Regions from separate parts of the Homo sapiens genome. Here region 1 is linked to region 2. The links are chromatin loops, found by intact Hi-C in ENCODE. Cell type or tissue: transverse colon. All regions are shown on one strand. Each heading gives the region's core, and the rest is flanking DNA. Links, peaks and the distances in the headings are about the cores only. Region 1 holds the start of BTBD9-AS1 (BTBD9 antisense RNA 1). Region 2 has its middle 34 kb from the start of MDGA1.

Evidence for each region. Peaks named below come from ENCODE experiments on the same cell type or tissue, not always from the same donor. Only the 100,000 strongest peaks of a DNase experiment are listed, where the experiment ranks them.
Region 1: a loop joins it to region 2, with 6 times the contacts of the local background. A loop is called at or near these places in 4 of 110 quality-filtered maps.

What each region holds. Positions count from the first base shown.
Region 1 is chr6:38,475,731-38,488,216 of GRCh38, reverse strand. All of the region lies in intron 6 of BTBD9 (BTB domain containing 9), which reads left to right. It overlaps BTBD9-AS1 (BTBD9 antisense RNA 1), which reads right to left and starts at 6,621. Exons shown (of 2, transcript NR_144472.1): 1 at 6,431-6,621; 2 at 5,690-6,150. RefSeq lists an enhancer at 10,308-10,831. In transverse colon, for the core only: no CTCF peak of the experiment used is centred there; no DNase peak of the experiment used is centred there.
Region 2 is chr6:37,725,371-37,737,856 of GRCh38, reverse strand. No RefSeq gene overlaps it. Among named protein-coding and RNA genes, the nearest start is that of MDGA1, 34 kb to the right of the region's middle. RefSeq lists enhancers at 5,898-5,947, 9,298-9,798. In transverse colon, for the core only: no CTCF peak of the experiment used is centred there; a DNase peak (open chromatin) is centred at 5,823.

The DNA.
Region 1 (12,486 bases), core at 1,820-9,819, 750 kb before region 2:
ACTTTTGGGGGGCCGAAGTGGGAGGATAGCTTGAAGCCAGGAGGTTAAGACCAGCAACACAGCAAGACACTGTCTCTACAAAAAATTTAAAAATTAGCCAGAGGTGATGGCATGCACCTGTAGTCCCAGCTACTTGGGAGGCCGAAGTGGGAGGATGGCTTGATCCCTTGTCTCAAAAAAAACAACCTTTAGGGAATTGCTTTTTCTAACTAGGGACTTTATTCTCTATTACACCTATTTCATACTTTGTGCACCCATTTTTAAGATCTAGAGCAGAGGTCAACAAATGTTTTTGGTAAAGGACCAGATAATAAAAATTTCAGGCCTTGTGGGCAACATAAAGTCTCTGTTACAAATTATTCTTTTTCTAAACAATACTTTAAAAATATAAAATTTATTTTTGGCTCGCAGGCCATAGTTTGCTGATCTCTGTTCAAAACCTTAAAGGAGCAAGAAATTGTTTTAGTCATACCTGGTGATACTTGCAAACTCGATTCCCCTCCACCTTTCTTTTTTCTTTTCTTTTCTTTTCCTTTCTTCTCTTTTCTTCTCTTTTCCTCCTTTCCTTTCCTTTCCTCTTTCTTTCCTTCCTTCTCTCTCTCTCTCTCTCTCTCTCTCTCTCTCGCTGACTCTCTCTCTGTCTCTCTCGCTCTGTCACCCAGGCTGGAATGCAGTGGCGTGATCTCAGCTCACTGCAGCCTCGACCTCCCTGGACTCAGGTGATCCTCCCACCTCAGCCTTCAGAGTCGCTGGGATTACAGGCATGTGCCACCATGCCCAGCTAATTTTTGTATTTTTTGTAGAGCTGGGGTTTCCCCACATTGCTCAAGCTTGTCTTGAACTCCTGAATTCAAGTGATCTGCCCTCCTCGGTCTCCCAAAGTGCTGGGATTACAGGCATGAGCTACCACACCCAGCCCACCCCCTCCTAAGGTAGGTCTTCAGATTATAAATAAAATAATCCTTCAGAATGACAGGAGATAATTTATATAATGGATAACCACAAGCACATAATTTTGTCTAGTTCTTCAAATGTCTTTATAACCAAAAGCTCAAAGATGGAATCTACCTTACACAGGACTATTTTAAATTGTTCTTTATATTGTGTCCTTTGTGCTGTTCCTGAAAATATGTTAGAATCCTAGATTTGGGTACAGATTCAAGTAGTTAACTCTCATGCTCTCAGCAGGGCCCATCTCAACTCTCTCTTGTAAACATAAGTGTTAAGCACAGATTTTAGAGTTAAATGGACCGAATTCAGTCCCAGCTTGGTCATTTACCAACTATCTGACCATTTCAAGTTAAAATGAGAATAGTGCTACAAGCATACCCCTTTTTGTTACACTTTGCAGATACTGTGGTATTTTGTTTTGTTTTTACCAACTGAAGGTTATGGCAACTCCGTGTTCAACAAGTGTTTTGGCCCTATTTTTCCAGCAGCATGTGCTTACTTGTGTGCCTATGTCACATTTTGGTAATTCTCACAATATTTCAAAACTTTTCATTATTATTATATCTATTGTAGTGATCTGTAATCGATGATTTTTGATGTTACTATTGTAATTGTTTTGGAACATCACAAACCACACCCATAGAAGACAGAATTTAATAGATAAATGTGTGTATTCTGACTGCTCCACTGACTGGTTGTTCCCCCATCTCTCCCTGTCCTCCAATCTCCCTATTCCCTGAGATACAATATTGAAATTAGGCCAGTTAATAACCCTACAGTAGTCTCTTTAAGTGTTGAAGTGAAAGGAAGAGCCACATCTCTCTCACTTTAAATCAAAAGCTAGAAATGATTAAGCTTAGTGAAGAAGGCATGTTGAAAGCTGAGATAGGCTGAAAGCTAAGCCTCTTAAGACAGTTTGCCAAGTTGTGAATGCAAAGGAAAAGTTCTTGAAGGAAAGTCCAAGCACTCCAGTGAACACAGGAATGATAAGAAAGCAAAGCAGCCATTGCTGATATGGAGAAAGTTTGAGTGGGTATGGATAGAAGACCAAACCAGCCACAACATTCCCTAAAGCCAAAGCCTGATTCGGAGCAAGGCCCTAACTCTTCAATTCTGTGAAGGCTGAGAGAGGTGCGGAAGGTGCAAAACAAAAGCTTAGAGCTAGCAGAGGTTGATTCATCTTGGAGCTAGCAGAGGTTGATTCATAAGATGAAGAACAGAAGCCATCTCCATAACATAAAAATGCAAGAAGAAGCAGCAGCTGCTTGTGTAGAAGCTGCAGCAAGTTACCCAGAAGACCTAGCTAAGATCATTGACGAAGGTGGCTACACTAAGCAGCAGATTTTCAAGATAGATGAAATAGCCTCCTATTGGAAGAAGATGCCACCCAGGACTTTAATAGCTGGAGAGGAGAAGTCACTGCCTGGCTTTAAAGCTTCAAAGGACATTTCTGATTCTCTTGTTAGGGGCTAATGTAGCTGGTAACTTTAGGGTGAGGCCAGTGCTCATTTATCACTTTGAAAATCCTAGGGCCCTAAGAGTTATGCTAAATCTACTCTGCCTGTGCTCTGTAGATGGAACAACAAAGCCTGGATGACTGCACATCTGTTTACAGCATGGTTTCCTGAATATCTTAAGCCCACAGCTGACACCTACTGCTGAGACAAAACAGCTCCTCTCAAAATATTCCTGCTCATTGACCATGTACCTGGTCACCCACGAGCTATGATGGAGCTGTACAAGGAGATGAATGTTGTTTTCATGCCTGTTAACACAACATCCATTCTGCAGCCCGTGGATCAAGGAATCATGTTAACTTTCCAGTCTTATTTACGAAATACATTTTGTAAGGCTATAGCTTATAGCTATAGATAGTGATTCCTTTGATGGCAAATTCTTTTGATTCCTCTGATCTGGGCAAAGCAAATTGAAAGCCTTCTGGAAAGTATTCACCATTTAGAGGCCATTAAGAATATTTGTGATTCGTGAGAGGTGGTCAAAATATTAACAGCAGTAAGTGTAGTCTGAAGATATGACTGGATTGCTGCAAACTTTAATGGTTGAGGAGTTGCTTCTTATGGATGAGCAAAGAAAGTGAAGATAGAATTCTTGAGATAGAATCTACTCCTGGTGAAGATGCAGTGAATATTGTTGAAATGGTAGATTCTAGAACAAAAGATTTAGGCTGTCACACAAACTTAGTTGATAAAGCAGTAGTAGGGTTTGAGAGGATTGACCTCAATTTTGAAAGAAGGTCTACTATTGGTAAAAATGCTGTCAAACAGCATCGTATGCTACAGATAAATCTTTCATGAAAGAAGAGTCAATAGATGCAGCAGACTTCATCATTGTCTTACTTTAAGAAATTGTCACAGCCACCCCAGCCTTCAGCAACCACCACCCTGATCAGTCAGCAGCTATCAACATTGAGGCGTGATCCTCCACCAGCAAAAAGGTTATGACTCACTTGAGACTCAGATGATTGTTAACATTTTTTAGCAATAAAGTATGTTTTAATTAATAATCTGTACTTTTTTTGGACATAATGCTGTTGCACACTTAATAGGCTACCATACAGTGTAAACGTAATTTTTATATGCACTGAGAAACCAAAAGATTTGTGTGGCTTGCTTTATTGTGTGGTCATAAACTGAACCCATGACATCTCCCAGCTATCCCTGTACCTGTCTCATAGGGTTGCTACAAATGTCAAAGGAGATCAGGCTTGTAAAACAGCCTTAGCAGAGGTCTTGGTACAAAGGAAGCACTCAGTTGATAAAGGATTACTGTTATCTCTTTTTGTTTTAAAAAGATATCCAGTATTCTTCTTCAGGAACTGATTATAATCTCAAATAGTAGTCAGTCCCAGGAAGTGTTTTTATAAATCTAACCCACATTTTATCTACTCTAGAACTTTTGCCCATCTGCTGAACCTTTAATCCATTTCTTTTTATTTAATCCTCATTAGACATTTAAAAAACAACTAATGATTACCCCTGAAGAATAAAAATATAACACTTCCTTAGTAATTCTAGTTCTAGTTTCATAGGTCTGATTTCCCTGTGCACTAGTTATTATGTCTCACCTTTATGCTTCTGTGCATGTCTACAGTTGAAGAGCAAAGAGCTGAACACAGGATTCTAAACAAGGATTTCATCGTCATTTCATTTATCCATTGAGTAAAATGTTTACGGAGCACCCACAATATACTAAACACTGTGCCTGGAAGTAGACATATAGCAGTAAACGAGATTAAGTTGTTGCTTAACGCAGTTTACATTGTAGTAGGAGAGAGAGAAAAATGAGATGTAAAGAAATAAATGTGATACTGACTAGTCATAGTTTGACAAAATTGGAATGGGGGAATAAGCTAGCCAGTGGTTGAGTTTGGGGAAGGAGCACTTGAGCAGAACGGTCAGGGAAGGCCTTTCTGAGGAAGTGAGTTGAGCCAAAACTTGAATTACAAGAAGTTGGCTTGGCTATGCAGCAATCTAAGGGAGAAGTGTTCCAGGCTAGGGAACAGCAAGAGTAAAGGCTGTGAAGTAGAAACTAGCTTGGGGTTTTTGAGGAACAGAAAGAAGGCCATGTGTTTCTGAAATCTGGTGGGTAGATAGTCTGTAGGGTGTTGGGAGGAAGGTATGTTTAGCAATGAGGGCAGACAGATAGACAGGAGCCATGTCCTACAGGGACTTGATAGTGTCGAATTCTAAGGATGATGGGAAACCATAGAAGGGTTTAAACCAGGTGATGGTAGTTGAGATTTTTGAAAGATAACTCTAGTGTGATCTAGTGTGAGAATGGACTATAGGGAAGACCAGACAGCAGGTGGGCAAGGAAAAGTGAATACAAGAGACTGGGAAGGAGCTGCCAGTGAGGCAGGAAGAAAACAAGGACAACATTTTCATGGAAGTCTTAAAAAGTCAGTCTTTCGGTATGAGGAGGGGAGATGGGAGAGGGCAGTAGGTAACAGAAAATCGACTCCTGGTTGTAGCAAGATAGAGCTTAGTGGCGTCCTTTAAGAGCCATTTCAGTGGAGTCAAGGGAGAAGGGAATAGAGGCTGAGGGAATAGGGGTAGCAATACATGTAGAAGATAAAGTATCACTGGGAGGGGAAGCAGAGAAATGATGAAGAGGATGGAGGGGGACCTAGGGTCAAGGGAGGATGATGTTAAGGTATGTGTGTGTGTGGACTGGAATGATACCACAGGGAGGGAGGATTTGATAATGCAGGAGAGTGGATCTTTGTAGGGGCCGTGTACCTCATTATGGGAGAGGGGCTGGATCTCTAGCTCAAGGAGAAGATTGACTTTAGGTAGAATTGAGGTTCCTTCTTTTCCTGTAACAGGAGGAAAGGCAGAGTATGTAGAATAGATGTACCCAGATTGAAAGAGGCAAAAATGGAAGCCTTACCTTCATGTTGACAGTGCTTGTGCCTTGGTGGGTCTTTGTGGTATATCATGGCCTCAAGCTCTGTTTTTGCAGGTCCACTGAGTTATTTGTGCTATATATATTCTTTTCCTACCCAGGCCATCTATCTCAGATACAGATCTGTTTACATGTCTGTCTCCCCCACTAAACTGGCATCTCTTCAACAAGAGTAGTTATCTTTGTATCTCCAGACATAGCTCAGTGTTTGGCAAGAACTGAGTTGAAGGAATGACAGCTACATCAGTAGAAAGGACTCATATAACAGCTACACAAACATGCGGTAGAAAGGAAAGTAATTCAAGAGCATGAATAAAATTAAGTGTTTATATCTTAGAATAATTAATATGATTTCTCTCTTTTAAGTGGAATACATTGTTACTGAACACCAGAATTGAGGGGTAGCTAAAAGTAAAAAAAAAAAAAAAAGAAAGAGAAAGGATCACCTCACACCTCACTACCATCTGGAAAGAAGATGAGCTTTTAACAGCCCCTTTCAGTAGGGACGAGTTAGTGCCTGGCATGCTTTGGTGGGAAGCACATTTCTAGGTTCAGGAGAAAGTGAGAATCAAACGTGTCTGGGAAAAGGAGATCCCAGTGTGATCAGCTTGCTTGTGGAAGATTAGCAGGGGTTGGGGGCGTAGAGGGCTTCGGGCAAGAGTAAATGTTAATGAGAGATGGCTTAAGCAGACTTGTGCCCAAACGAGTGAGAACAATTTGACAGGAAGTTCAGTTGAGCATGTGTAGCACTTCTCCAAATGCTTTCTTCTTGGACTGGGAAGAAACACAACAAAACAAAATAGTTACTTTCCCCTTCAACATTATACAGCACATCCTAAATGAAACATGACTTTCTGAGTTACAAGCTGCCCCTGGCAAAAAGGCTGGTTATAATCTCAGTGTGTTCCCTGAAACTAATGTTCCTTGGGCACTCCAGATTTGTGTGACGTACTGTAAGTTATATCCAACTGAACTGTTCTTTTAACTGCCTGCATTAAGCATCATCAAATAAGTTGCGCTGAAAGGAACCACCTGAATAAAGAAGCTTTTATACCTTTGTAAGTCCTCACTGCATGACCCTAGGTCACTGCTGTTGAACTTGGGAGCTTTCTCTCCCACTTTTCACTCTCTTGCCTTTAATGGATGGGGGTCTCCACACCAGGTTTTCTTTCTCTCTCATCTGCCAGGTGCTAGCAAATGGTGCTGCCAGCCTCATTAGGGGAGAGGGGGTAGTGTGGAGGCAGGCACTGGCCCCTCCCTCATGTGCCCCGCTTCCCAGAGGCCTATGGGATACCAACTGAAAAGAGGTCGTGAGCAGAGCTGCTCACCCTGGAATTCATTTTCTCTAGACTCATTAAAATGCTGCCTTCCTATCTCCCTTGGATTTTTACTTTTCAAAACACTTTACGATGTGCGGCCTCATTTTATTTTACATTAAGCTGACAACCTAACATCTCACCAAGTATCAACTGGGAATACAATTTTGCACTCACTGTGCTGTGCCATCTTGCCAAGTTTTGTCTTTGTTACTCAGCTCTCATTCAGAAAGGAATTAATTTGAATTATATGATGCTATGGTTGTCTCCTTGAAGAAGGGCTAGATTCCTGCACACCTTGGGAAAGTATCTATCTGTGAATGTACTTGAATCTTCCAGGTTATATGCCATTCTTCTCTCTTCTTTCCCTTTCACATCATCATGGGCTCCTCTCACGTTAGAATAAACCTTTCTGTTTTGCCTCTCCCTACTCAATGGGATTTCCATTGTTTCTGTCTTCACTTCCTTTTACCTGGGAGAAGCTGATACTGATGGAAAGGCATTTTTGAGTCTAGATATAAAGCTCTTTGTTTAAAGAGCATTTTTAAAAGAAGGGAATTTTTACATTGCCAAAGGTACCCAGGTGTTGCCTTCCTTCCCCATGAGGATTTTGCACAGAGCGCACATTCATACCCACTATCTCTTAGTGTCAGCCTGTGTGATGGCTATATGCTGTCTACCAACACTACAGTCTGTTTGGGAAGCGCCAAATCTTGGGTAGGCACTGGATCTAAAACTGGCACTGGAATCATCCACTCAGAGGAAGAAAGATTGAGGTCAGGTGGGGAATAAGACAGGCAAGTTGTCAGGCTTCTTTTCAGATGGTTCTCAGAGTACACTTCCATTACTTAGAACAGTGGGTTTGGTGGGGGGTTTTGGCGTGTTCTATAGCTGAGCTACAAGCAAAATTAGAGCTTTTTACTTATATACTACTTTGCATGGAGGTAGTCTCAGGGTCCCAGTTACAGCACTGATTTCTTGAAAAGAGTTTGATGTTCTGGCCCATGCTTAATTTAAATGAGAGGCTAAAAGCAGATTGTGTAACCCACCAATGCCCATTTGACAGGACTTGCACCAATCTGACCTACACTTTCATAAGAGCTCCTAAGCAGAGTGCTGTACTGTGGGTCTTCTGCCTTAACTCCAGGAATGGCAGAGATGAGCTACTGTTTATTGAGCACCGACAAAGGAGAGGTACTCTGAGTGTTGAATGCATGCTGTCTCTCAGCCCACAAGAGCCCTGCAAAGGAAGTGCATTGCTCCCCGTATTTATGGATGAGGAAGCTGAGTATCAAGAAGCTTGCTCAGAATCATGCAGCTAGCAAGGAGCAAGGCAGGGTTTCAGAGCTACGTTTATCTGTTTCCAAAGAGTACACTCTCCCCTCAATTCCCAGTAGTACTTCTCCAGTAAATCTTAAGTATTGTATTGCTTTTTTCCCTTCTATTTCTCTTAGCAGTCTATAGAAAAGAGCGTTTATTTAAAGATTTTAGTGCTCATCTGGGCATAGTGACTCATGCCTGTAATCTCCACACCTTGGGAGGCCGAGGCAGGAGGATCGCTTGAGCCCAGGAGTTCCAGACCAGCCTGGGCAACATGACGGAACCCTTTCTCTACCAAAAATACAAAAGTTAGCTGGGCATGGTGGTGCACACCTGTAGTCCCAGCTACTCAGGAGGCTGAGGCAGCGGGATTGCTTGAGCCCGAGAGGTGGAGGTTGCAGTGAGCCGAGATCACGCCACTGCACTCTAGCCTGGGCGACAGAGCCAGATCCTGTCTTTTAAAAATAAAAATAAAAATAAAAAAAGATTTTAGTGCCCCCTATAACTTGAGGCTTGGATTCTGAAGTGAAAGTTGTTGTTCTGAGAGGTGTTGATTGAGCAGTAGTAATACCAACTACATCAGTGGGACTTGGTGGCCCAGTCACACGGATGCAGTCAGAAAGGGAGTGTTACCTCATAAAGCAGTGATTCAAGCCTGGGCTTGGATTTTAAAATGTTGGAAAGTTGTGAAGAAATGGGATTTTTTTTTTCTTCCAAAGATTGTAATAACTTTGCCATTGTACCATTAACATAGTCACCACCTCATGTTTGTCATGTAACCAATTTATGTTTTTACTAACATTGAGGAAATGATTTTTTTTATGCTTCCTCCTTTCTATCTTTCAATTTTTTCCCATCTACACTGTGTGGATTATCAGATAAACAGGAAGGTCAGTGCTCGCTTAACCAGGGTTTGGCCAGTGCTCAGTGGGTGGGAAGCCGTCGGGAGAGGAGCTGGAGGGGTTGTGTGTCTGAACCCCTGTGCTCCACATTGGGCGCCTGTCAGGTTCCACTGACTTTTCATTGTATATTTGGAAACTCTTTCATAGCCAGAGCAAAGCCCAGGGAAATCTCTCCTCCTGTGGTGTTGGTCGCGTTCTTGTAGTTTCCATTTGATAACAGCATAGTTTACAGAGAACTTTTTGAGCTTTTGGAGAACTCCTGAGACTTATTTTGTCTTTGCCTGCAGCCAAAATAATTGAAGCATTGTCAGTCTATTTCAGCAGCACTTCTTCAGGTAGACTGTGATACTATTTGGGATGTTCAGATAGACCAAAGAGAACACAGATTGTAGCTCCTCCTGGAGCTATAATCCTGGTTTTATATATGATAAAAGTGAAATGGAATTTTAGCTCACAAGACATACCAAGGCGACTTGGTCATTATATAGTAGCAGCCTCGCTTATAATTTCCAGAGTTTCCTCTGAGTTTTAATCTGGCATTTGTTTCTTCCCTTCTCCAAGGAAAACAGGAGTTCTTAGCTCTTCCCTGTAGCTTCTGAAATAAATTCACACAGAATTTGAAGGCAAGTGAAGTAGGTCAGAATCCTTCCGGAAGCCAAGAACCCACTTATCTTCCCTCCTTTAGTTTTCTGTTTTGTCTGCCCATGCACATTTCCTCTTAGGTCCTCTAAGGAGAGTATGGGAAGAAAGGGAGTCAAATTCAATGATGCAGAAAGGGTCAGAGAAAGTGGTTGTAGATGACTGATGAGATTTGACACCATCCTCACTGCCGGCCATGTAATTCTCTAAAAAAAATAGGAGACAAGATAGAGATAGTCAAATCATACTAATAAACTATTTTTCAAGCATCCACATGCCCAGAGATGCTTAAAAGACCAGTAAATGGATGTGTCAGATGATATATATGAGTAAGCTAATATGATAGTCAAAATCAATAAAATAAAACCAAAATATTTTAAAGGTGGCAAAGCTCATGAGAGCCCAGTACTCAGAAATATATAACCTTCCTTTGCACATGTTTCTCCTCACATATATACGCACGTAATCAGAGACTGGTGGTAAAATTTTTAAACTTCTGACCCCCTCCCCCTTCCTGGTAGGAAGCAGTTGAGGGAAAAGAGAGGAAACAGCATGTATTGACCACATGCTGCTTCCTCTTAGGCACTCACACATGCTTTTTGTCTTACCTAATCCTGTATAACATCCCTGTGGCAGCAGGGGTATTCTCATTCTTACAGATGAAGAAATTGAAGCCCAGAGAGGTTGCACCGTTTTTAAAAAGTGATGGGGCCAGATTTCAAAAACGGGTTCACCTGACTCTAAAGACCTTGTGTGAATTGTCTTTCCACTAAACCATGCTGCCTCACCACAGAGCCACTGATGGCTTTACTTGATGTGTTCGTGGCATCGTTGCTCAGTTTGAGTTAAGTGAGTAATTCTTAAATGACTCGAGGATAAGAAGACCTCCTGTAGAGGCTTTACAAATTCAAATACCCCCAGTTCGTATTGCTTTCATCCTCGCTTTCTTAACTATAATCAGCATTGATTCTTTCCTATTCCCTGATAGCATTAAGTTATGATAACACTAGGGTGACAGAAAATAAAATCAGCAAATATAGATACTGCTCGTTAGCTCAGTAAAATGTGAGAATTGGCAATAAAGTAGGTCTTATCTAAAAGGTATGGATATAAATACAAAGCACAGGATTAGAAGCATTTCAGATAAAGATAACTCTGTTTGCTAAACAAGCTTTTTTAGGTATAAAGGAAAAGACAGTCTTGCTTCTGAGCATCTTATTGTAAGCATGATTCTGCCCCTGGCATGTCCTGTAGATGAGAGTTTGCTCTTACAAAATAAGCCCTGTCTATTCAATTGTATTTCGATGTTACAGCTAGCACATAGTAGGTACTAGGTAACACTTAGTTGAAGTGAATCGCTCTTAGTCTCTAATAAAATGTCTTTTAACTACTTCATTTTGCTTCTGTTCCTTGTACATCTGGATTACTTTACTCTCCTCTAATTTTGATTGTCATCCCCAGTAATTAGAGAAAGAAAGCGCAGATTAAGCTTTCTCATTTCATTTCCCCAACTTCTCCCTCAGTGGAATTCATGCCATTTCAGGAGCTCTTCCCTTTTAGGATAGACATCTGTCTTTGTGATGCATCCCCTGGTCCTCAGCCCTTATTAATCTTCAGAACCCCACCCATCCCAGGTGTCACCTCTCTGAAGCCTGAATGTCACTGGCAGGGCCCCATGTAGTGTTGTTGCTGTCCTCACTCCCTGTGCATATTTTAAAAATCAGTTAACAAAAGTTTCTATTTAAAAGCTCCAAGGGAAAATTAGGTATAGTAATAACATTTTCCTATGATTATTTGCCATATTGGCATTGAGGCAGAGAAATCTGTTAGAAAAACTGTTTGCTCTTTTCCCATGTGTCTATACTGAATAATATAAAGCTGGATACGCTGTCTCTATTCTGAAGCTGTCATGTGTTATAATAACTGGTTTGACACTTATTATCTTTTTTAATGCAAAGAGGAAATTGTCAGAGTTCACAACAGTAAAATAGATCCTTTGTTATTTGTATTATTTTTACTTGAAAGTATTTTTTACTGTCTTTGCCTTGATAAAACTGAAGTTTATATGGTAAAAGACGACGACATGACATGAAATGCCAGAATTTGGACAGTATCAGAGCAAAGCAGGATTCAAATGAATCATTAATTGGTATTTTTTAGAACCAATGTTTATAAGCAAAGCTGTCAACTCAAATCACAGCCTAACCTCATAGGATCTTAGAGCTTTATCAGAATAATTATTCATCAGTGACTTTAATATGTCTTCCTGGAGTTGTGAAATGTGTACTTTTCAGGCTGGCTCATAAGCACATGTTATGCACCCTGGCTTCACTCAGGTCTGCATTCATTTATTCCAAGGATGTGAGAAGGGAAGATGTAGCCTTACAAGTACACTGAATTATGCTTTTAATTTTATATCCCTGGGAGGAATTTGTGATCAGATGATTCTGGCCTTTGTGCTGTGCTGCCTTGAAAACAATTTTTAAAGTGTCTAACCGTTAAGCTTAAAAACTACTTTCATTTACTTCAGTGAACCTTTGATATTTAACGGTTAAATTATACAGAGTGAAAAACACAATGGCAACCCCAAATTAATTTTTTCCAGCCTGCCAAATGGACATTCAGGAAATCGAGTGGACATTTCCAGACTTAATTAGCCAGTTTACATTCTTTGAAGAGTTAGGGAGAAGAGCTCTTGGAGGGAGCTGCCATAGAACAGACTGGGAATAAGACCACTGAATCTAGAGCCATCGTGTTTCCAGGCCTGGCTCAGATTCTCTGAGACTCTCAGAGAATCTCTCTGGACCTTTAGAACTCAGTGTTCATTTCAGGGGTTGAGCTAGACCTCCTCTCCACTTCTCTTCCCTGCCCTATCAGTCCGTGGTTCAAACTGGGAAGTATGGCAGCAGCTTTTGGCTGAAAAACAGCAGAGA
Region 2 (12,486 bases), core at 2,037-10,036:
GTGGGTTCTTGCTCTATTAGTTCCCATGAGAGTTTTATCCAGAGCTGGTTGTTAAAAAGAACCTGGCGCCTTCCCCTGCCCTCCCTTCCTGTCTCTCACCGTGTGACCTCCGCACAAACCTGCTCCTTTCCCTTCCACCATGAGTGGAAGCAGTCTGAGGCCTCATCAGAAGCAGACGCTAGTGTCTGCAGAACTTTGAGCCCAGTAAAGCTCTTTTCTTTATAAATTACCCAACCTCAGGTATTCCTTTATATAGCAATGCAAAACAGACTAAGACACCCTGCATGTGGCAACTTTCCCAGAACACACCAGGCATCTGCATACATTTGTCCCTCAGCCACTGTGATTTCTACCGATCCCATTCCTACTCTTTTGTTAGTTAGCATTAGGTTCAGCTGCCAGCAATAGAGACACCAAATAATAGTAACTTAAGATAGATGTTATTTCTCTTTCATATAAAAGTCCATATAGTCCTTAGGGACCCAGGCTTATTCTAGTTTACTGATTTGTCTCAAGGATATGGTTCCCATCCTCATAATCCAAGATGGTGGCTATGACTCCAACCATTACCTCTGTGTTCTTTTTAAAACATTTTTAAAATTAATTAATTTCTTTATTTTGAGATGGAGTCTTGCTCTGTCACCCAGACTGGAGTGCAGTGGTGCAATCTCGGCTCACTGCAACCTCCACCTCCCAGGTTCAAGTGATTCTCCTGTCTCAGCCTCCCGAGTAGCTGGAATTACAGGCACCGGCCACCATGCCTGGCTAATTTTTGTTTTTTGTTTTGTTTTTTAATGGAGAGAGAGGTTTTCACCATGTTGGCCAGACTGGTCTCCAACTCCTGACCTTACATAATCTACCTGCCTCAGCCTCCCAAAGTGCTGGGATTATAGGCCTGAGCCAGCACACCTGGCCTAACTCTGCATTCTAAGCATCAAAGAGGACAAGGGCATGTGTGGCTGCTTTTAAGGAAACCTACCCAAGGTACCATGCTGCATTTTCACATACATCCCATCGGCCAGCTGCAAAGAAGCGGTGTGACATTTAGTCTTTATTTTGAATCATGTACCTGGCTAAAACTCTGATCTGGGATTGTATTACTATGAAAGAAGGAGAGAGAACATATTAGGGAACAACTGGAAGTCTCTAATGTCATTTGACAGAGGCCCATTCAAATGCCTCTTCCTTTAAGTGACTCCTCAGATCCCCAAATGGAATTAGCCACTTCTTCCTGAGCCCTTGCCTGCAGTTTTTACCAGATCTCTCTGTCATCTACTGCAGTCAGTTCTGGAGTTGGTTTCCCTGCTAGGTTATAAGCCCCTGGGAGACAGGAGCAGTGCCTTCCATAACCTTAAACCTCCTTCTATAACCTTGAGCCAGTTGCAAATGGGGCAGGGAAGGTTCTCAGTAAACATATGTTGACCAAATGGAACTGGCTCCTAAGCATCTCAGGTCCTTCCTCCCTGGGGACCAGTGGTGTAGCTTTGGAGGTGCCTGGTAGGTGTCAGGATCACAGCCTGGAGCTGATGCACATATGGACCTATTCTGTGTTTATGTCTTATTTGCTTTTATTTAATAGCACTTTGTGGAGGTATAACTTATAGACGTTAAAGTTCTCTAATCTTAAGTCTAAGCACAATGACTTCTTATAAATGTACACATTCATGTCACTACTGTTCCGAGCAAGAGGGAGAACATTTCCAGCACCTCCAAAGGTGCTCTTGTGCCCTTTCTTAGTAATAGCCCCTGCAGAGGTAACCATTGTTCATATTTTGTGTGTGGCTTTGGCTTTATTGATACTTGTCTTAACTGCAGCAACAACAGGCTGCTTAGTGGCTGCGAGGAAAGCCTGGGCTGGGAAGCATCTCTCTCTCCAGCTCCAAGTCCTTCTCCAACTCTCTACATGCCAGTCAAACTAGACTTTAAGTTCCTTTAACTCACTCAGCTTTCTCTGGCCGCAGGACCTTTGCACACGCCATTTCATCTTCCTGGGGCACTCTTCCCCCACATGTGGGCTGTTTCATTCCTGTTTGAATTTCGGGTCTCAGCTCAGACATTATTGCTTCAGGAGACTGTCCCTGCCCCCACTCAGACTGGGTTCTTCACTCCCACAGAACATTGAACTTTTCCTTCTGAAAAGATGATCACTCTTGTAATTCCATAATTCCCGGCATGTTGGTTGGACACATTCTAAAGTGACCCCATGCCAGAGAGACATGCCCTTGTATAATCCCCTCCCCTCGAGTGTGGGTGGGACCTGTGGTTTGCCTCTAGTCCATAGACTGTGTCAAAGGTGAAGAGATTTAGCAGCTCAAAACCAGTTGATTTTAATTCAATAAAAAAGGGATATTACCCTGTGTGGGCCTGACTTAATCAGGGGAAAGGCCCTAAAAAAGGAACTGACGCCGTCCTTGAGGTGAAAGACTCCTGTTGGCCTTGAAGAATCAAGCCACCAAGTAAGGAAATGAACTCTGCCCGGGATCTGATGGAGCTTGGAAGCAGATCTTTTTCCAGTTAAACCTCTGCTGAGACTGCAGCCCAAAGTTTACCTGGGTGCTGTGCTCATGGTCTCACCTGGCGGAGCTTTTTGAGACCGTGAGCAGAGGGCCTAGGTAAACTATGCCAGAACCTTTGACTCACAGAAACTGAGATAAGGAATGTGTGTTGTTTTAAGCGTCTAAGTGTGTAGTAAGTTGTCACACAGCAATAGCTAACAAGTCCATCTTCCTTTCCCTCTAGAATGAGCTCCTTAAGAGCAGGGACCTTGTCTTGTTCTAAATTGGAGACATCCCTGTTCTCTAATATAGAGGTTTCCAAACTTTCTTGGGTCACAGTTCCATTAGTGTCTTAATTTTTTTTCATGATGCCCCTAGATCAAAAGAAATACCTAACACTTCCATTTATTAAGTAGCTTTATCTGAAGAACTTAATATGTATTTATATCCTAATAATTTAGTAGCCATTTGAAAAATAATACATATAAATTGAAAGAAAAAATATTTTTATTTTTATTTATTTAATTTTTCTTTTTCTTTTTTGAGGCAGGGTCTCACTCTGTTACCCAGGCTGGAATGCAGTGGTGTGATCATAGCTCACTGCAGCTTCAAACTCCTGGGCTCAAGCAATCCTCCTGCCTTGGCCTCCCAAAGTGCTAGGATTGTAGGTTTGAGCCACTGCACCCAGCCCATATTTTTCTTTCTTTTTTTTTAGTTTTTTTTGAGACGGAGTCTCACTCTGTCACCCAGGCTGGAGTGCAATGGTGCCATCTTGGCTCACTGTAAGCTCCGCCTCCTGGGTTCAAGTGATTCTCCTGCCTCAGCCTCCTGAGTAGCTGGGATTACAGGTGTGTGCCACCACGCCTGGCTAATTTTTGTATTTTTAGTAGAAACAGGGTTTCACCATGTTGATCAGACTGGTCTTGAACTCCTGATCTCAGTTTATCCACCTGCCTTGGGCCTCCCAAAGTGCTGAGGTTACAGGGACGAGTCACTGCACCTGGCCTTATTTCATTCTTAATTGTAGTTACTAACTGGCAGAATCTGTGTGCCTGTTGGCAAACCTTTTGTTTGTTTGTTTGTTTGTTTGTTTGTTGTTTTTGAGACAGAGTCTCACTCTGTCACCCAGGCTGGAGTGCAGTGGCACGATCACAGCTCACTGCAACCTACACCTCCCAGGTTTAAGCGATTCTCCTGCCTCAGCCTCCTGAGTAGCTGTGACTGTAGATGTGCACCACCATGGCCCAGCTAATATTTGTGTTTTTAGTAGAGATGGGGTTTCACCATGTTGGCCAGGCTGGTCTCGAACTCCTGACCTCAAGTGATTCACCCACCTCGGTCTCCCAAAGTGCTGGGATTACAGGCATGAGCCACTGCACCTGGCCCATTGACAAACCTTGAAATCAGGTCGAACACCATCCTCATCCTCATTTCTTGTTCGCATTGATTTTCGCATCAATGAAAATCTATCTTCGCAAAGATATGACATCATCAAAAGAAATGTATGTAGTGCAATCTAATGTTTAGTATGAATGTGAACTACCTCAAGCTTGTGTGGTGTTACTGTTTTCTTTGAAAACTTAAGGCCAGGTGTGGTAGCTCACACCTGTAATCCCAGCACTTCGGGAGGCCAAGGTTGGGGGATCACTTGAGCCCAGGAGTTCAAGACCAGCCTGGGCAACATGGCAAAACCCTACCTCTACAAAAAATACAAAAATTAGCTGAGGGTGATGGCACATGCCTGTGGTCCTAGCTACTCAAGGGGCTGGGGTGGGAGGATCACCTGAGCCCGGGGAATTCAAGGCTGCAGCGACCCGTGATCATGCCACTGCACTCCAGCCTGGGCAACAGAGTGAGGCTCTGTCTTGAAATATAAAAAAAAGAAAATTTAAAATATCCCGTACTGCCCCTGTGAGTTCACTGTGGTGCCCCAGGGTACCTTGGCACAGAGTTTGGGAACCATGAACTTGCTAGGTACATGGGTGGGACTCAACAAATAGTCATGAACTAAGTGACTGACTGAATGAACAAAATAACTGTGGTAGGAAGGGAAGCCAGAGAGGGACAAAGAGGGGTTTGAGGTGGAAGGACCTCTTTATTTTCCCCTAGCACAGTGGTTCTAGAGGGCCATCAGTCAGAGTCTAAACAGGAAAGCAGAAGACACTTCAGATGTTTCCAACAGGAGGAATGCGATACAGGAGATTGGTTATACAAGTGCTGGGAGCATGGAGAAGCCATATAACAGATGATGGGGTCAATGTGGAGACTAGTGAGAGTAAGAAACTCTATGGCCCTGAGTCTGCAAGACAAAGGGAGGAAGGTATTAGTGGGCCCCCAAGGAACTGCAGCAGGCCTGTCGGGCAGCAGTTGAAGCCACGAAGGAGATGCAGCAGCTGCTAAAGATGCCAACCGAGGCAAAGCGGCGGGGCGGGGGGAGCGGGGAGCAAATACCCAGCTTTTCCCTTCTTCTTGCCTTCCAATCTCATTAGCGCCTCCTATTGCCCCAAAGTGGCAGAAAACTAGTTGGCACAGAGCCTGATGAATGCAGGCTGCAGTGTCACCCCCTGTTACTGAGAACAGTGGGGGAAGAAATGGACATTAAAACAAATAATTGTTGGCCGGACACAGTGGCTCATGCCTGTAATCCTACCTAGCACTTTGGGAGGCCGAGGTGGGTGGATTGCATGAGCTCAGGAGTTCAAGACCAGCCTGGGCAACATGGTGAAACCTCGTCTCTACTAAAATCCAAAAAAATTAGCCGGGCATGGCGGTGTGCACCTATAATCCCAGCTACTTGGGAGGCTGGGGCAGGAGAATCACTTGAGTCCGGGAGGCAGAGGTTGCAGTGAGCCAAGATCACGCCATTGCACTCCAGCCTGGGCAACAGAGCGAGACTCCATCTCAGAAAAAAAAAAAATTGTCATGGGACAGAGACTGGGCTGGGAGGAAGGTCATCGCCCCCAGGCTCTTGTCCTGGCCTGGGACTGAGAAGGGCCAGCATGTCCAGGACTGAACCACAGAGGACACCCTGTGTTCTCCCAGACACCAGGGAGGCCCCTTTTTCCAAACCTGGTACTGAGACTAAGCCCAAATTATACAGCTTTGGAGCTAGACCTTCTGCCAACTGGCTGTGTGACTGCCATCAGGTCACTCAACCACTCTGATCTCTGCTCTCCTCAGTGTCAAACATAGGGCTTGGACAAGACGGCCTCCTGGGTTCTGCCTATCTTTAGCATCCTTCAGTGTACAACTCAACCAGACTGTGAAGGAGGAGGAAGTACCAGAAGGGTGACCTGTAGGCGGAGAAATGGGTGGGCAAGAAGGCGGGGCCAGCTTCCACCCATTTATCTGTGAAACAGGGCGTGTAGGCGGGTTGCTGCAGATCACAAGCCTCTGAACCTCAGGCCTTTCTTGTCAGGGTCCGTGGAGTTGTCTTCTTTCTGGAGCTATTATCCAGGGCCAGGAGCTTTCTCTGGAGGGAGAAGAGTCCCAGGACAGTCTATCCCCTGGCCTCTCCTCTTAAAGATGTAGAGAGAGCTTACGGTCTGAGAGAGGGGACCATCTGACTCTAGAGGCATTTGCAGTGATCTCAGGGAGGGGAATAGAGGCTGGGAGGCAGGTTCAAGGGGCCCTGAGAGATTTAAAGAGATTGAAACATCGATGTGAGGAGGCAGCTGGACCAGAAGTTGTCAAATGTGTCAGAGGCCTGGAGAATTTCAGGGCTGGAATATACCCCCTACCTAGTGCAGCACTCTTACTGTACTGATGAGGAAACCAAAGTCCAGAGAGGGAAGGTGACTTGCTTAAGCTTCCTGATCTATTTCTAACCAGCCTCTGGACTCCCAGACTGGTTCTTTCCTGAACGAGAGCTTTCTCCCACATCAAACCCAGATCAAAACTCACTTGTTCTGTCTCATTCTGTCACAGCCTTTAGGCTGTGCTTTGGATTACCTGTTGCTCTTGCAAGTGAACCGAGCAGTTAATTTTCACTGAAACATGGGTTTAGGCTGGGTGCAATGGCTCACACCTGTAATCTCAGCACTTTGGGAGGTTGAGGCGAGAGGATCACTTGAGCCCAGGAGTTCAAGAGCAGCCTGGGCAACATAACGAGACCCTGTCTCTACAGAATTTTTTAAAAACTTAGCTGGGTGTGGTGACAGGCACCTGTAGTCCCAGCTGCCCAGGAGGCTGAGGTGGGAGGATTGCTCGAGCCATGCAGGTGGAGGCTACAGGGAGCTGTGATAGCACCACTGCCCTCCAGCTTGGGGGACAGATTGAGACCCTGTCTCAAATGAAACAAAACAAAAACAAAGACAAAAACAAAGACAAAAACATGGGTTTAATGTGCAGTGCTACTAGAATATCAGTCTCATGAAGCCCAGGATATTATCTGTTTTGTTTCACACTGTATTCCTAGCACCCAGAACAGTGCCCAGCACCTCATAGGAGCTCTATCAGTGATCCCCTCTTGGAAATCAGAAGCTTGTTGAAGATGATGTTCTAGACACAAAGTGCATCCAACAGTAGATGTTTCATGTTTTGGTTGGGAGAGTTATTTGAGGTTTCCCTCCCAAATCAGGAGGGCTATGCTCTCCATGCTCATGCTGAACACCCCGCCAATGACCCCTGGGAAGATGGTTCAGTCCTTCCTCAGTCCCCCTCTCTCAATATCTCAATATCCTCATCTTAGAATTTTTCCAGCTGGATCTGCTCCATCACAAAGAATGTAAAGAGTGTCCCTCCTCTCTTTTGCTCTGCCCTCCCGCCAAATGTCTCTTTTGCTCCGTCCTCCCCACAAATGCGGAGGATTAGGAGAGTAGTAAAAGACCCTCCCTCCCTTTTGGCCACAGCCTGGCACCACCATTGGAGCTTTTTCTTCTGAAGATGTTATTTTCTTTTTCTTTTTTTTTTTTTTTTGAAACAGAGTCTTGCTCTGTCACCCAGGCTGGAGTGCAGTGGCGCAATCTCTGCTCATTGCAACCTCTGCCTCGTGGGTTCAAGTGATTCCCCTGCCTCAGCCTCCCAAGTAGCTGGGACTACAGGCACATGCCACCATGCCTGGCTAATTTTTTTTGTATTTTTAGTAGACACGGGGTTTCACCATGTTGGCCAAGATGATCTCAATTTCCTGACCTCGTGATCCACCTGCCTTGGCCTCCCAAACTGCTGGGATTACAGGCATGAATCACAGCACCCAGCCTGAAGATGCTATTTTCAAGCTGCAGGCCCATATTCTCAAATGCCCATTCGGCATTTCCTCCTGCAGGGTTGCTGTGGGTTGAGTTGTGTCCCCAAAAATATATGCTGGGGGTACCCGTGAATGTGACCTTATTTGGCCAAGTTAAAATGTGGCCATACTGGATTGGGGTGAACCCTAAGCCAATGACTGGCATCCTTATCAGAAGAGAGAAAGTTGGACACCAACTTGGACACAGACATAAGGAGAACTCCCCGTGCCCACAGAGGTAAAGCCTGGAGTGACGCATCTACAAGCCAAGGAGAACCAAGTGGTTGGTTCTGGCAACCATCAGTAGCTAGGAAGATGCGAGGAGGGATTCCTCCCTGGAGCCTTTGGAGGGAGCATGGCCCTGCTGACACACCTTGATTTTGGCCTCCAGAATTGTGAGATAATAAGTTTCTGTTGTTTTAAGCCACTCAGGTTTGTGCTGTTTGTGAGGGCAGCCCTAGGAAACCCATACAATAATCTGCTGGAACCTCAAATGCAACACATTCCAGAGATAATCACTTTCCTTTTCAAGCCCGTGCCTCCTGAAGTTGCACTAATTCTTTTCATGACATCCCCCCTGGCCTTTACCCAGGTTTGAAAGATCTCAACTCCATCCTCATTTATTCTTTGGCAAATCCTTACCAAGTCTTGTCCTTTTGTCCCAATCATCTGTCTTTGTTCTCCCTCTCCCCTGCCGCTCTCTCCGTTTAGACTCTTAATCTGGACTCTTATAATCCCTGCTTCAAACCGTCTCACATAAGAGTGAATAAATAACTTTCCATCATATAACTGTCATGTGATGCCCCACTGCCCCCAGCTGAAACCCAAAACAAACACCTTTGTAGGGGCCCCTGCTGAGGGCCCACCGGCTCGCTTTTACCTGGGTGGGGTGCTTGTGCCACTGCTGTGGATATTGACTGATGATAACGCAGAACTGCTCCATCTTTGGAGAACTGCCCTGGATCCTGGGACCCATCGCTTCCTGGAAGTTATGCACCCCCTTGGGGGCGGCCTACAGCCAATGGGGCACACAAGACTATCTCTCTTGCCTCAAGCAGGGCTGAATCTGTGATGGAATTCCTGCTCCAGAGCTCCCTGAGGAATGGGGCTGAAGCCAGACTCCCCGGGAGACCACATCCTTGCTTAGCCCCTTCCCCTGCCCTCCCCTGCTTCTCTTGAGAGTTCCTTCCTGCCCTTCTCTTGAGAGTTCTTCCTCAGTGATCACATCATGTGAGTACCTGTCTCAGGCTTTGCTTTTGGGGAGTCCACCTAAGAACACCCTCAATAGAGCAATGGGGTTCCTTAGTAAAACCTGCACTCCTTCACCCAGCACTAAAGGCCCTCTGTGGTCAGACCCAGAGCACCCAGTCTCCCCACCTTGTCCTCACGTCCCTCTTCCTTTGGTCTAGGTGCTGAGCACAGTAGATCATTGAACTGCATACTGAGATGGAAACTTGTTCCTCCACTTCTCACCTCCAGCCTTTGCTACGCTCTTCCTTCTGTCTGACCTTCCTCCTCTGCCTCCCTCATCCATGCACATCAAGAGTAGCAGGAATTTCAATTGCATTATTTCTGTCTCAGTTGAGGTCCCAAAGTCAGCAGGTGCCAACTAGTCCACAACCAAAGTGAGGTTAGAGACAACCCCAGCAGCACTTGCAAGGAAAGTGCCAAGAGCTGGGACTCCTTTGGACTATTCACTTCTAGGCCATAGAGAAGTTGGGAGGCTCTGGGGCTGGAGGTTCTGAAGAGAGAGGTATTGGTGAGCCGAGCCTCATCTCTCCCTGTGTGGAAGGTGAGATCTGCTGGCCGAGGATTTCTCATGGAGCATCTGGGGGCTGGTTGGGGTTGGCTTGTATTCTTTCCAAAGGGGTGGACCAGCAGGTGCTGAGATTGCAGGCAGATGAAATGACAGCTGGATAGAGCCACACCCATGTCCGGGACTGATGACAGGCGAGAACACTCAGCAAAGCATTGGGAGGGGCTGTCTCCAAAGAACTTGTGAAGGCCCCCATGAGAGGATGGGGCAGCGTTATCCACATGCCGAGCCCACAGAAAGCCTCGCTAGAATGTGTGACCGTACCAGGCAAGTAAAACCTTTCTTGCTCCATCTTTCCCTCATCCCAAACCTGGAGGGGCGGAAGTGGCCTGGTGGGTGGGAAAGGGGAAAAGAAGCTATGTAGGGGAAAGTGAAGAGAAGCAAGGAAAACATGTCCCTCCGCTCCCACAGCAGGAGGCTGGCGAGGTCAGCCCCCACCTGGGGTAGGCCGACAGGAAGACCTTTGAATTCATATGAAGGGGCCCCCTGGCAATAGGTAGACTGTATTTTTAAAAAAACAGACAAGCAGCTGGGCATGGTGGCTCACGCCTCTAATCCCAGCACTTTGGGAGGCCGAGGCAGGCAGATTACCTGAGGTCAGGAGTTCGAGACCAGCCTGATCAACATGGTGAAACCCCCTCTCTACTAAAAATACAAAAATTAGCCAGGCTTGGTGGCACACTACTGTAATCCCAGCTACTCGGGAGGCTGAGGCAGGAGAATTGCTTGAGCCCGGGAGACAGAGGTTGCAGTGAGCTGAGATCATGCCATTGCACTGCAGCCTGGCCAACAGAGCAAGATTCTGTCTCAAAAAAACAAAAACAAAAACAAAAACAGACAAGCTCTACCATGGAAAATTTGAAACATATCCCTGAGTAAAAAGAATCCTATCACGGACTGGTATATTCCAGGGCTCAGTGTCAATAGTAACCAGCACATGGCCGGTCTTGTTTCATCTGCACCCTACTTTTTCTCCTTCCTCTTCCCTTAATGGATTTTTTTTCTTACTTTTTTTTTTTTTTAAAGATGAGGTCTTGCTATGTTGCCCAGGCTGGTCTCCAACTCCTGGGTTTAAGCAGTCCTCCCACCTTGGCCTCCCATAGTGCTGGGATTACAGGCATGAGCCACCACACCCGGCCTAATGGATGTCTTAATTGCCAAATGAAATAGATTTTTTATTTTTTATTATTTTGAGACAGGGTCTCAGTCTGCTGCCCAGGCTGGCATGCAGTGTCACAGTCTTGGCTCACTGCTGCCTCAACCTCCCGGGCTTAAGCGATGCTCCCATCTCAGCCTCCTGAGTAGCTGGGACTACAGATGCGTGCCACCATGCCCAGCTAATTTTTGTATTTCTAGTAGAGACGGGGTAACGGGGTTTAACCATGTTCCTCAGGGTGGTCTCGAACTCCTCAGCTTAAGTGACCCTCCCACCTTGGCCTCCCAAAGTGCTGGGATTACCGGTGTAAGCCACTGTGCCTGGCCTGAAACAGAATTTTTTTTTTTTTTTTGAGTCTTGCTCTGTCACCCAGGCTGGAGTGCAGTGGCACGATCTTGGCTCACTGCAACCCCAGCCTCCAAGGTTCAAGCAATTCTCATATCTCAGCCTTGCTAGTAGCTGGGATCACAAGCATGTGCCACTATGCCCAGCTAACTTTTGCATTTTTAGGAGAGATGGGGTTTCACCATGTTGGCCAGGCTGGTCTCAAACTCCTGGCCTCAAGTGATCTGCCTGCCTTGGCCTCCCAAAGTGCTGGGATTACAGGCGTGAGCCACCATGCCTGGCCTGAAACAGATTTTTTAAATGCAAGCGAATAAAGGGTTTTTACTGCCTATGAGTAATTTTGTCTCTGTGTGGCCAAGGGATAGTGGCTTCTCCTCTCTGTGCTGTAGTTAATGCAAGATCATGATCCCTGTCCTTCTGACCCCACGTAAGAGGCTGGCCATGGACCAGCATCTTATGGTCTTGTGCCAGGTGGATGGGTGAGATGGTGATAATGACACTGATGATGACAATGACAGTTACCAGGATCAGAGAGTAAATGGATGGTATATGGGTGGCATGCCGTTGGTGTGGGTGGCATGTGAATATGACGTGTGCGTGTTGTGTTGGTGGTATGTGGGTAGAGTGTGGCTGACATGCTGTTGTGTGCTGGCATGCGGTTGGTATGTGGGTGTCAGCCAGTTTGCCTGGGCTCAGGGTGTGTAATGATTTACCTGATTTGCCTTCCCCTGTGCCTTCCCTCCCAGTGGCAGCCGACTGCATTTCATACATACCAAGGTTCTTATCACATCAAGAATTCATAATCATCCCAAAATATTCAATGGGGATATGAAATATTTACACATGAGGCGCCAGACGATGAAACGAGCCTGTCCCCAGACCCTGGCAGAAACCTCTCTCCTGCAGGGACAGGAATGAGGCTGGGAAGGGGCTGGGGCTATCCTTGCAGGTCCCCATCTCTTGGGTCTCTGCAGCACATACTGGGTATCCTTGTTTGGTGGGGGGCAATCAGATCTCCGGCCTCCTCCCTGCCGCTTGTGTGGCCTCCACTCCCTTACTCTCCCACATGGGCAAGATGCCTCTGCTTGGCAGGGCATGGGTGGGGGGAGCGGTGAGACAGGAACAAAGAGAGGGGCTTGACCTAGATCATAGAAACCCAGAATCTAGGAAATGGAAGCAATCTCAGAATTTATCCACACCTCTTTCCTCAAAATGCTGCAGGGATCCTTGTTTATCTGCTTGCTTAACTCCAACAACAGGGAGCTCACTCCCCTCATTTAATAGCTGGAGACTTGTGGTTAGGAAAGTCTCCCTCGTACTGCAGTGCCTACAGGCTCCACTTGCCAGCCCTCTTCAGCCCCTCTGAGGGGTCACCTTGTCCATCCCCCTGCCAGTCTGGGTCCTCAGTGTCTTGAGACCCCCAGGCCTGTCTGCTGCACGGGGAGAC